Linked DNA regions of Mus musculus: regions 1 and 3 are each linked to region 2. Evidence: chromatin contacts called from ENCODE Hi-C or POLR2A ChIA-PET data. All regions are on one chromosome and are shown on one strand. Each heading gives the region's core, a stretch centred on a gene start or an enhancer-like site at or near the end of the contact. The rest is flanking DNA. Distances are from core to core; before and after follow the strand shown.

What was found. A loop is a pair of places that touch in the nucleus more often than their neighbours do. ChIA-PET counts read pairs that join two places held with the same protein, here RNA polymerase II (POLR2A).
Region 1: a map of gastrocnemius shows a loop between it and region 2 (2.7-fold over the local background). The contact joins the promoter of Abtb2 here to the enhancer-like site in region 2. A Hi-C loop is called at or near these places in 9 of 37 maps with a recorded cell type or tissue (T-helper 1 cell, adrenal gland, gastrocnemius and 2 more). POLR2A ChIA-PET finds 5 or more read pairs at or near these places in 3 of 5 experiments (Patski and embryonic stem cell).
Region 3: a loop to region 2 is called in a map of T-helper 1 cell, with 2.0 times the contacts of the local background. The contact joins two enhancer-like sites. A Hi-C loop is called at or near these places in 5 of 37 maps with a recorded cell type or tissue (T-helper 1 cell, T-helper 17 cell, T-helper 2 cell and 1 more). POLR2A ChIA-PET finds 5 or more read pairs at or near these places in 1 of 5 experiments (Patski).

Annotation. Positions count from the first base shown.
Region 1 is chr2:103,564,055-103,567,804 of GRCm38, forward strand. Abtb2 (ankyrin repeat and BTB (POZ) domain containing 2) reads left to right here and starts at 2,256. Exons shown (of 17, transcript NM_178890.3): 1 at 2,256-3,555. The coding sequence starts at 2,673.
Region 2 is chr2:103,607,235-103,611,180 of GRCm38, forward strand. All of the region lies in intron 1 of Abtb2 (ankyrin repeat and BTB (POZ) domain containing 2), which reads left to right. 8030431J09Rik (a long non-coding RNA gene) reads left to right here. Exons shown (of 2, transcript XR_866592.2): 2 at 1-3,946. Among named protein-coding and RNA genes, the nearest start is that of 8030431J09Rik, 37 kb to the left of the region's middle. Within about 2 kb of position 2,402, at least 1 of the 3 ENCODE cell types and tissues checked has a DNase peak (open chromatin) inside an H3K27ac peak, as active enhancers do; it is heart, where a contact is called at or near this core.
Region 3 is chr2:103,668,123-103,671,586 of GRCm38, forward strand. The region is part of intron 1 of Abtb2 (ankyrin repeat and BTB (POZ) domain containing 2); the gene reads left to right. Among named protein-coding and RNA genes, the nearest start is that of Nat10, 91 kb to the right of the region's middle. Within about 2 kb of position 2,214, at least 1 of the 3 ENCODE cell types and tissues checked has a DNase peak (open chromatin) inside an H3K27ac peak, as active enhancers do.

The DNA.
Region 1 (3,750 bases), core at 1,006-3,505, 43 kb before region 2:
TATGATTATTGGCATGAACAATCCTAGATCTAGGTGGTGTATGTGTGTGTGTGTGAGAGAGAGAGAAAGAGAGAGAGAGAGAGAGAGAGAGAGAAAGAGAGAGAGAGAGAAAGAAAGGTGTTTGTGAAGGCCAAAGGTGCTGGAGTTACAGACTATCCAATGTGGGTATTGGAAGTTGAACTTGGGTCTTCTGCAAAGGCAGTATGGACTCTTAATCACTGACCTACTTTTCTGGCCCAATGCTTTAAATTAACTTCTAAATTAAAAACCTAAGTATGTTCTATAGCTTGTGAATGGTTGATGTATCTTCTAAGTATCGTTTAATGTACAGAGCTGCTCTTTCTTCCCTCGATTTTCTTGCTATCTCTTAAAGAAATCCAGTTATTTGTCTAGGACCCTTGTGGGGCAGTTTAACACCCATGAAAGTCCGGGATTTCATTCTTGGTGTGTTTCTCTTTTTATCCTCTTTTTGGGGTTTTGTCAAAACCCAGGCTGGCTTCAAGTCAGCCCTCCTGCTTATCTCCTCGGTCCTGAGGTTACAGATATGAATAACCACATCTATATCCAAATTGGGCATGTTTATCTTTACATTTTAAGTCATCATGTGATTTAAATACACCAATACAAATATCCCATATTTTGTGTAAGAAGCACTCCAAATCACCTTTTTAGTTAATGTACCTTCCCAGTCAGCCTTTTGAAGAAAATGAACAAAGAAAAAAAAAAATTACTTCCTCTGGATATCCACTAGAGGACGATATTTCCTTTATTATATTTCTCATAATGGGTATTAAATCCATCAAACGGTTTTTCGTGTTTTCTGACAAGTTGAACCTCTAATTTAACTTCTAATTTCGCCTCTATAAAATGTGACTCTGTTAATTTGATGACTTATGCCTTGCACAGTACTTCCGTCCTTGACTCTGTTTCCAATTCTATGGCATCAGGAGGCAACGTCTCATGTACCCCAGGAAAGGAAAAAATTAAGTAAAACTGCCAAATAAAAAATCGCTTTATGGGGAAAGGGATCATTAATTTAAGGAAAGAGACAAACCAGACTTTTCTAGTTCGTATCCAACTCACGGCCCAAGGTCAGAACTGTAAAGTACAGCACAAAGGAGCTATTCAGGAGCTGGCGAAGAGGACTTGGGACGAACGTTGTGCACAATCCGCGCTTTGATTTTGCAGTCCTGCTGGAGGGGGGCTGGTGCACGCTTGTGCACGTGCGTGTGAATAGTTATGGAGGAGCAGCTGGTCCTCCGAGAGCTGGGCGTGGATCTATGCAATCAGTAGCTCTCTAGCGAGCCGCTTGGGGTGCACCTGGGCGCTACTGGAAGGACAGCAATTCACTGTACCCAGGAGGCACCGAGTCCCGAGGGGGAAGAAGACCTGCGGACCCGCACATCATGCCAGCAAGTCCTTAAAAGGGAACACCTGCATGCACGAGGTGTTCAGCGCAGGTCCTCGTTTTTCATCTGGTTCCTTGCAGGCACTCCCTCCCACCTTGGACAAAAAGGATCCGCCTGATAGTACACCGGTAGGAGGAAAGCCGTTCATTCTTTAGGTTTGGACTCCCACCTCCTAGATAATCCTTGGAAAACAGTGGACTGTAACAGTGGATACAGGGGTGTGATCACAGGCCTCTGAGTGCCGGGCTATTTTCAGGTCCCAGTTTAAGATAGTCTGTTTCGATTGGAGCCTAAAGTCAATATAAACAAAACTAGATAGATCTGAGAAGAGAAGCAGAGGTGCTCCCCTGCCCTCCAAACATAAATAGCTTTTCATTTCTCAAAAGAGAAGGAGGAGGGGCTTGGTAGAAAGTCGACAAGAAAGGTGAGTCGGGTCTCCTCCCAGTTTTCTTTTCCTACTGCCCTGGGCTGGGTGCTCACAGCTTTACAAGGAGCTGCCTGCCTAAGTCTAAAGCATAGAAGGCGGGAAAGGGACAGCACATAGGGGCTTTTCCTTTTCGTTTATCTTTTAATCCTCAGCGCTGGGGCCTGTTTTCGGGTTCCCCCGGCTTTCTGGGTCTCTGCGCCCCACCTCCTTGCCAGCTCGCTCGCTTGTTCTCCCCACCCAACCCCCTCAGCCATACCCACCCGCTACACCCCATTCTCGGTGATTTGCATATTTCCCGCCCCTCTCGGAAACCATTGGCATAGCCCTTGCCCGGCGTGGCTGATGATTGGTGAACCGCCCGGGTGTATTTGCATGCGGGCCGCTCCAGAGGACCTATCTGTGTCTGTAACCCGCGCCCCGTAGAAGTTTGTGGAGCGCTTTCTCAGCGGCTGGTCCCAGACGGACCTCGGGCGCCTCGCTCTTCGGTGGCCGCCCCGTTTTCTCGGGATTCTTTCTGTGGTGATGGACTCTCCGGACGCTCTGTAAGGGAAGCTGAGAGCTGGCGGCGCGAGTTCAGAGGAGGAGGGCTGGGAAGTCCGTTCGCTGACAGCGGCGCGACTGAACGCGGACGGCGTCGGGCTCCGGCCGGCTGAGAGCTTCGCCTACCTTCCCGCGGCCTGTGCGCGGGCGATGCTGCGGCCCCGAGGCGCGGCGCGGCGAGCACGGAGGGCGCCTCCGAGAGCCTAGAGCTGGTTTCCGCCCCCTTCCCCCGGGGCAAGTGGGCATGGAACAGTGAGAGCCCCTCGCTCGGCGAGGCCGCGCGCGGAGGCTCCCCCATGGCCGGGACATACAGCTCCACATTGAAGACTCTGGAGGACTTGACCTTGGACTCCGGGTATGGGGCCGGCGACTCCTGCCGCTCGCTCAGCCTTTCGTCTTCCAAGTCCAACTCGCAGGCGCTCAACTCTTCGGCGCAGCAGCACCGCGGGGCGGCCTGGTGGTGCTACTCCGGCTCCATGAACAGCCGCCACAACAGCTGGGACACGGTGAACACAGTGCTGCCCGAGGATCCCGAAGTGGCCGACCTCTTCTCCCGCTGCCCGCGGCTCCCGGAGCTGGAGGAGTTCCCTTGGACCGAGGGAGACGTGGCCCGGGTGCTCCGCAAAAGCGTCGGCGGCCGGAGGCTGCCCTCGTTCTCCGCCGAGGCTGTGAGACGCTTGGCCGGACTCCTCCGCCGGGCGCTCATCCGCGTGGCCCGGGAGGCGCAGCGCCTTAGCGTGCTGCACGCTAAGTGCACCCGCTTCGAGGTGCAGAGTGCGGTGCGCCTGGTGCACAGCTGGGCGCTGGCCGAGAGCTGCGCACTGGCAGCGGTCAAGGCGTTGTCCCTCTACAGCATGAGCGCTGGGGATGGGCTGCGCCGCGGCAAGTCGGCGCGCTGCGGCCTCACTTTCTCCGTGGGCCGCTTCTTCCGTTGGATGGTGGACACTCGCATCTCCGTGCGCATCCATGAGTACGCGGCCATCTCGCTAACGGCTTGCATGGAGAACCTGGTGGAGGAGATCCGGGCCAGGGTGCTGGCGAGCCAGAGCCCAGATGGCGGAGGGGCAGGAGGTGGAGAGGTATCCGCTGAGGCCTTGGAGATGGTCATCAACAACGACGCCGAGCTCTGGGGAGTCCTGCAACCCTATGAGCATCTCATCTGTGGCAAGAACGCCAATGGTAAGCACGAGGGGGGTGTGGGTGAAGGGAACCTTGACCTACAGGCTGGGTGGGCCACCCCAGGAGTGGATTTTCTTAGGAGCAAGCTGTGAAGTGAACCACCGGAATTCTGGGAGAATTCTTAAGTGGAAATCTTGTCAAAGGTTGTTTTAGGTGTCTAACTTTTGAGGATAAAGTTGTGGTTAGTGTTCTGTT
Region 2 (3,946 bases), core at 1,152-3,651:
ACCCATGACAACACCCATGACATCAGTTTAAAGTCAAAGTTCAGACCCCTTGCAAATACTTCATTGTTGTATGAAACTTAGTTTCATTTGGAAACTCAGTTCTGTGTACTATTATTTTTCTTGTAACTTAGTTGCATCATCTCTTTTCATTGAGATTTGGCTGGCTCTTAATATTGTTGAAAATATAATGGTGTGAGTTGATATTAGATAACTTTGCTGTCAGTGACTCTGTCATTACTCGTGAGAACTGGACATGCTGTAAGGCAAGGTCGCCTTGTGCCTCAGGTGAGACCACATGCCTGCAGCTTAAGGAGAATACATATGCGGCAACAAATGGATTTCTCATTTTGTGTTGTTTGTTTTTGAGGCAGGGTCTTGTGTTGCCTAAGGCTGACCTCAGATTCCCCACCCTCTTGCCTTGGCCCTCCAGTTACAGGTGCCAGCCACCACACCTGGCTCAGTGCGAGTGGTTTCAAAGGAAAACGGTAAGGGGAAGGAGGAAAACCTCTCCGTTCCTCTCTCCTCTGGCTCTGGAGATAGAAATCATCTTGATACGACAGACACATGGATCCAATGTCTTTTGTTTTCTCTCCTTATTTCACATGTTTCTAGTCAAGGCCTGAGCCACCAGTGCATGATTTTTACCAAATGAAAGATTATTTTCTGTCAGAAAGGCAGGACTCGAATAACTGCTCTGTAGACTGGATTTTTGCTCGCAGGAAAGAGCTCCGTATGGAGTCACTGCCACCCTGCTGGTACCTCCACGACCATGGACCGTTTCCAACCACAAGAGCTTCCTGTCGGGAGGAAGAGATGGAGTGTGACTGTGTGTACGTGTAGAAGCATGCCTGTCTGGTAAAGACTTCACCATGTGCACACCCGGGAAGACACTGCCAGAGTTACCGTGTGGTCCATGCACTACAGTCTCTTGGGCCTGTGCTGGCATATGCAATACAGAGACCCAGCTTAGAGTGTTGGTTTCCTGCCAGAGGATTCGAGGGCCTCTTCAACTCAAGTGCACCTGCAGGCCACTCTTCCCCATCCTGAGCTGTACACACTGAGATGGAAGGCTGTTGTCTGAACCGTATACTCTTCTGAACTGACACTGTTCCAGATGCCTCTCCAAGTAGACGTGACTCAAGTGCGAGGCCCGGTGTCAGCATTTGTGGCAGAGATTGCACCTAGCCAGAATGCCTTCTGGAATCCTCTTAAAGGTCCTGAGAACTGAGGCTGGCCGAGCAAAGCAGAGCCACATACCCTCCCTACCATTTAGGATCTTCTACCTTTGAGGAGCATGCTAGCTGAAATCACTGCACTGTGGCTCTCAGGCTGGGTGGTATTTAAGAGCCCTTTGCAGCCGGATTACCTGGGCTCAACTCCTGGTCTATCACTTCTGCCTCTGTCCACCGACAGGTGCCTTGACCTCTCAGTGTCGGTTTTTTCATGCGTGGAAGGAGAGTGACACATCGTAAGTCACTAGTGTGCCCTCTGTAGTGCTTGCCCCTAGTTTCATGTGAATGTTGGTACTGCTTTATCCACCCAGGTTAAATGCAGCTAAGTTGTTCCACTGCAGTGAAGTGTAGAGCACACATTAGAGTTCACAGTTAAACACAAATGCATTTGATCCTCCTCTGGGCCGGAAGCTTCCACATGGTGCCACTCATGTATTCTTTGCAATTGATTAAGATCACTTTGGATGTGAGGAAGCCGTTTCTGACGTTAATACCAGAGTGTAAAGTAGAACATGCTTGACTGGTTAATAAAAGCAGGATGGAGTTAGAAAACATTGTGAGCTCTGTGATGGGGTTGCCTAGACCAGCAGTTAATGGTTGGCTGGCCAGTTGGGGGCTGCTGCTCCTTGGAAAGGAGGGTTTCTGGGCCTTCCTGTGACTCCCTGTCCTGACCAATGAGGTAAGATCACCATGGCCATCTGCCTTAGTTCTATAAATAGCACCAAGGAGAGAAGAAATGCTAATGGTTCCAACTTAAGAAAGTGCCCTTTGGCTTCTGCTGGAGTTGACAGGAATGTAGAAAATTAAACACACCAGGAACAAATCTACCAGGGCCAGGAAGTTGATTTGAGATGTCTTATCAGGGGCTGATCTTAACTCTTCCCTGCCAGAGAGGTGCAAACAAGTGAGATGCAGATATGGCTGCTATTTAGGACCAGAACCTGAGTAGCCTATACCATAAACCAGGAATTTCCCTGCTGTCTTCCTGACTGGACCTTTGGGCATGTCACCAGAGTTTAATTGCCCACAAGAGTAAGGAGGCCATGGCTCTAAGGATGTAGGCTCCATGTATCAGCTGGTCACAAGGACATCATGCCTTTTCTGCTGTTCTGATATATTTCCCTAAACTCAGAATCACTCAAGGGCCCCAGGCTCAACAGCCAACTCAAATTGCCAAGAGAAACAGCAGGCTCAGGCCAACTCTTGGCTGCCTTTCTGCCTGTGATCTGAACCCTTCTGGCTTCTTAGCCTAGGGATGAGCGAGCCTTCCCATGCCAGAGTCCTTCACAGCAGGAACGCCTGCTCTCAGGTTTCCTAAAGAAAGCATTCCTCGATGGATCTGCACCTGCTAATTCTGGGTTTCAGAAAGGCAGGCAAGAGTTTAATTTTAGTAAAGAAGCCAGGGAAAGAATAAAACCCTGTCTCTATGTCATCTGAGAAGACTTAAATAAATCATAAACCCTATTAAAAGCTATTTTTGAAGGGGACAAAATGGCACAGAAAATGAACACACACACACGTTATACCCACACATACATGTACCTACACACACGTGTGTGTATATAGTTTGGCTCTATAGAAACATACGCTAGTAAATGCAATTGCACCAGCTTACTTAGCCACATTGTTTATACGGCCTTTGTTAAGAAAGGCATCCACACATTCGCTGATTAGATTTTTTTGATTGTTTTTTTTTTTTGATGTTGATACTGTCAAGTGACCACTTGGAAAATCTAGTTCTGATTCCCAAATCTTTGTCTATAATCACAGTTTCTGAAAACATAGTTTGTTCCTGCTCCCATTCTTTGTCAAGGACGTGCCTTTTGAGCAGCACTGAGTGCCAGGAAGAAGAGGTCTGTAGAGGGGCGCACAGGCTGCTCTCTGACCCAGGGAAGAAGCAGCCATGTCAGAGCCTTTCAGGGATGGGAGTCTGTTTTCAATACCAGCTTTGGAAAGGTTTGAAAACCCAGAAACACCACCTGGGCATTTCTAGTCTCCTCTTCCCTGTACCCCTTTACTGGCAAGGGCACAGGGGTTAAGTATAGTCTCCCACTCCGTGTCCCAGTAAATTGCATGAGTGGATATTTCAAGTTCACCCAACTAGAATGGAGTTTATGATTCACACTCCTTAAAACAATCATACAAGAGACAGAACAAAGGAAGGAAGATAAAAAAGGTGAAGGTAGTTACTGTACTTAACAAGTTGCCCCAGCTTAGAACCTCTTAAATTTTCTTTTTCTTTTTTTTATGGTGTTGGGAACCAAACCCCGGGGCCTTGCTCCTGTCAGGCAAATGCTTTGACACAGAACTACATCCCCAGTCTACTAACACTCCTCTCACTGGTTGTCTTTATTGAGTATCAAGACTGTTAGTTCATCCCCATCCACCCCACCCCCAATTTTTTTCCATAAGCATAGAAGATGAAAAAGCTACAAGGAGATGTATGAGTTCTTATTATGCCCAATTACACTTGGCAAGCCCAGGACAAAAATTAATGAGACCAGATTATTCTTCTGTATGAGATGCTGTCTTGCCCAGCCTATTTTAGCTCTTGCCATGCTGTAGATCGTCAAACAAATTAATAGCACAGTAATGGGTGCCTTTCAGGCTTCTCGTTTGTATTAATGAATTCTACTTCATCCGATAACCAGTGATTTATAGCACTGGAACTCATGACTTGGCTGTAAAAATTATCTTTTGTCATTCTTTCTGGG
Region 3 (3,464 bases), core at 964-3,463, 61 kb after region 2:
GAAATCAACAGTCCACAGGCCCAATACACGATCAGTCATGAGTGCCACTTGCAGGCAGGTACAGAGAACATGGTGAAGATGGCATCTGTTTGCTTAGAGGACCATACTCCACAAGACATCAGGTTGCCTCATTCAAAGCCGGAAGCCAAAGCAAGCTGTGGGAGGGGCTTGCAGGCTGCCTTTGCTGTTGGCAAGTTGCCAGCCCAGTTCCAGCCAGAAGGTACTGATTCACTGTTTCCATTAGGTCCTCTTCAGTGTTGGTGGGCAGATCCTAGGCAGTTTCCCAAGCTCACTCTCCGCTCCTCCATGTGCATTTATGGCCCCACAGGGAGCAGCTTTTTAATGAGCCTAATGTGAGGCTACAAATAGGAGCTTGTAAAACTGACAGCAAGGGGCTTCAGGCCAAAGCCCAAAGTTGCAGCAGAAGTAGACAACGATCACTCACACTGTGTAGTCAGACCAGAGCTCCTCTTGTGCCAGGACAGCAGGACAAAGGCACTCTCCAGGGAAGGCTTGCCCTTCCAAGAGGCCTGCTCCAGGCTCTCTCTTCCCCTACCGTGAACCTTCCCATGCAGGCTGTGTGTGCAAAGCATCCTAGTCTTGGCTTTCCCAGAAGGACGGGGCGACACAGGCCTATGTGCATGACCAGAAGCCAGAAAGCTGAAGGCACCTGGGGCTCCTCTCAGAGCCCAGGCCTGCTTCCAGTCTAAGCAGCCTCATGAGGGAGCAAGTCACTGTGGTCCTGCATGAGAAATACAAAACTATAGGAGTTCTTGAAAATAACAGGAAAAGAAACAAGATGACCTTGGGTCTTGGGTGGCCAAGTTTTCAGATGTGACACCAAAATCGCAATTCTTATGAAAGAAAAGTAAGCTGGTTGCATTAAAATCCCAAACTTTGGGGGACTAGGGAGATGATTTAGTCAATGAAGGAACCCGCATGCACTGCTGCTGGGAGTGCACAGTGGATCCGTGAGAATTTCCTTGAAAATCTAAATATATGCTTAGCAGATGGTTCCGTGATTACACTCCTTGGTATTTCCCCCCAGAGAAATTGAAAACTTCTGCCCACGGCTGTTTGTAGACACTTTCTCCACAACTGCTCGACCATGAGAGTGGCGGAGTGAGTGAGTAAACAAACGATGGCACATCCAGCCAGATGAGATGCCATCCATAGCTAAGAAGAGTTGGCCTAGCCATGCATGAAATACATGGAGGAGACTGAAGTGAGCCAGATGTGGCCTTACACAGCGATAATCCCAGCGCTTGAGAGGAAGAGGGAAGGAGGGTTGAACGTTCTTGACCAGCCTGGGGTTCTTAGTTAGAGCCTGTCTCAGAAAGGAAAGCGAGGGCTGTGAGATGGCTCGGCAGTGTAAGCATCCGCCATGCAGGCATGAGGAGCAGCATTCAGATCCTCAGAATTCACAGACAGGGCAGGTACGAGTGGCAGCCACCTGTGAGGGCAAAGATAAGGGAACCCCACAACCTGGTCAGCAAGACCTGATTCTTCCTCCAAGCAGCTGAGGTGTTGCCACCTCTGGGAAGCCTTCCTTAGCCCCCGCACCTGGGTGCCTCAGCTCAGAGCTTGTTTCCCTTCTCCATGCAGGACTCCATGCAGCCCGCTGGGCACAGTGCTGACTCAGCAGATATACAGTCTCCCTCCTTCATTAGGCTGCACGCTCCTGAGGGTAAATGACCTGCCTTCTCCTTTATGTCTGTTCCTAGAATACAACAGTTTCTGACAGGCAGGTCATCACTAGTAATTTTGAGTACAAGAAATGAATGAATGTAGAATAAATGACCCATCTTGTGCAATTGTGATGCATAGGCCAAGATTATTTATGAATAAGAATTGTCATGGTCTGTACAAAATAACAGAGTATTGTGGGTTCAGGCCCTTTCTCTGATGGTGTTAGTCTCATGACCTTTGAAGTTATTGAAGCCATTCATTACACATATTCCTACTTACAACGCGCTGTGTGCTAGGCCTTTCACTGCGTGCTTAGCTCTTTCAGTCCTCAAACTCAGCCATTGTTAGGTGAAGATACAGATGAACAGACTGGGGGTCAGAAAGGTGAAGTGACTCCTTCAGAGTTACACAGCTAGTAAGTGGCCAGGCTGGGCTCGGAACCCTGATCTCTGTGACTCACGCCGGTCAGACTCCTTTGGAAGTAGAAGGAAAGCTCACAGCAGCGGGTATGTTTCCTAAGCAGGGCTCCAGTGTACAGCATTTCTGACTAACACATTCATGTTCTATGAATAGCTGCCTTGGCCGCCTGCCCCAGACCTTGTGATAATTGGTGCTTTTCACTCCCCAAGAAATGAATGACTCGTACTTGATCTAGGTGCACAGCCCCTTGCATCCTTCTCTTTCTGTACCAGCTGACACTGGGAGGCCCTGCCCACTCCCCTCTTAGGCTCAGCAGCACCACTCCCTACCCAAGCAGCTCAGGATGACTTCCTATAAGAGGATGGAAAGGCCTGCCTGCCTGTAGACAGTGTAGGGCTGTGGCCAGGGTCCTTGTCCCCAGCTGTAAGCCTGGCTGAGTGCTGTGAGGATTGCTCCAGATCCCAGTGTACTGTAGCTTGCACAGGCCACGGAGAAGGACTGTGACTGATACCCCGTCTCCAGCATAGACACAGCAGGCAGAGGCTGCGGATGGTGCATACAGGTTGGATCTCCTTCTAGAGTAGTGACATAGAGCTGACCCCCTCTGCGAACCTGCAATGGTTGTGCTAATAATGGTTTTGTCTAAAAACACCTTGAACAATGGGGGGGGACCCTAAAATCTACAGTCCAATAAGAACTGTCTTTAATGTTAGATGACCTCACTCCTGAGAAAGAAACCATCTTTGCCCTCAAGAGAAATTTTCACCCAGAGTGAGAACCAGATCATTTGATCCATGTAAATTTGCCATCAGTGCATACATCAAGTAGTCCTATTTGAGGAAGCTGAGAAAAACTCTTCCACCCAGAATTGCTTGGAGAAATTAGAAAGGTGAAAAAGAATCATTGAAATCTGTGTTCTCAAAGAACATGAAAACATAGGTAGGTTTCTCAGCCACTGAAGGATGGCATCTTCGTGAAGATAAGGGCATAGCCTGTACTGTGAAATAATAGTTCCCCAGTGTCCAGAAAGTGTCAAAAATATACTAGGACCCAGAGAAATGACTCCAAGGTTAAGAACAGTTGCAGAGGACCTGGGTTCATTTCTCAGCGCCTATATCAGGTGGCTCACAACAGAGTTTAACCCCAGCTCCAGGGCATTCAAGGCCATCTTCTGGCCTCCAGAGATACCCATACTCACTTGTACAAGCCCACACATACATATAATTAAAAATGATAAAAAATAATAGCAACTCCAAGTACTCGGGAGGCAAAGGCAGGCAGATTTCTGAGTTCAAGGCCAGCCTGGTCTACAGAGTGAGTTCCAGGACAGCCAGAGCTACACAGAGAAACCCTGT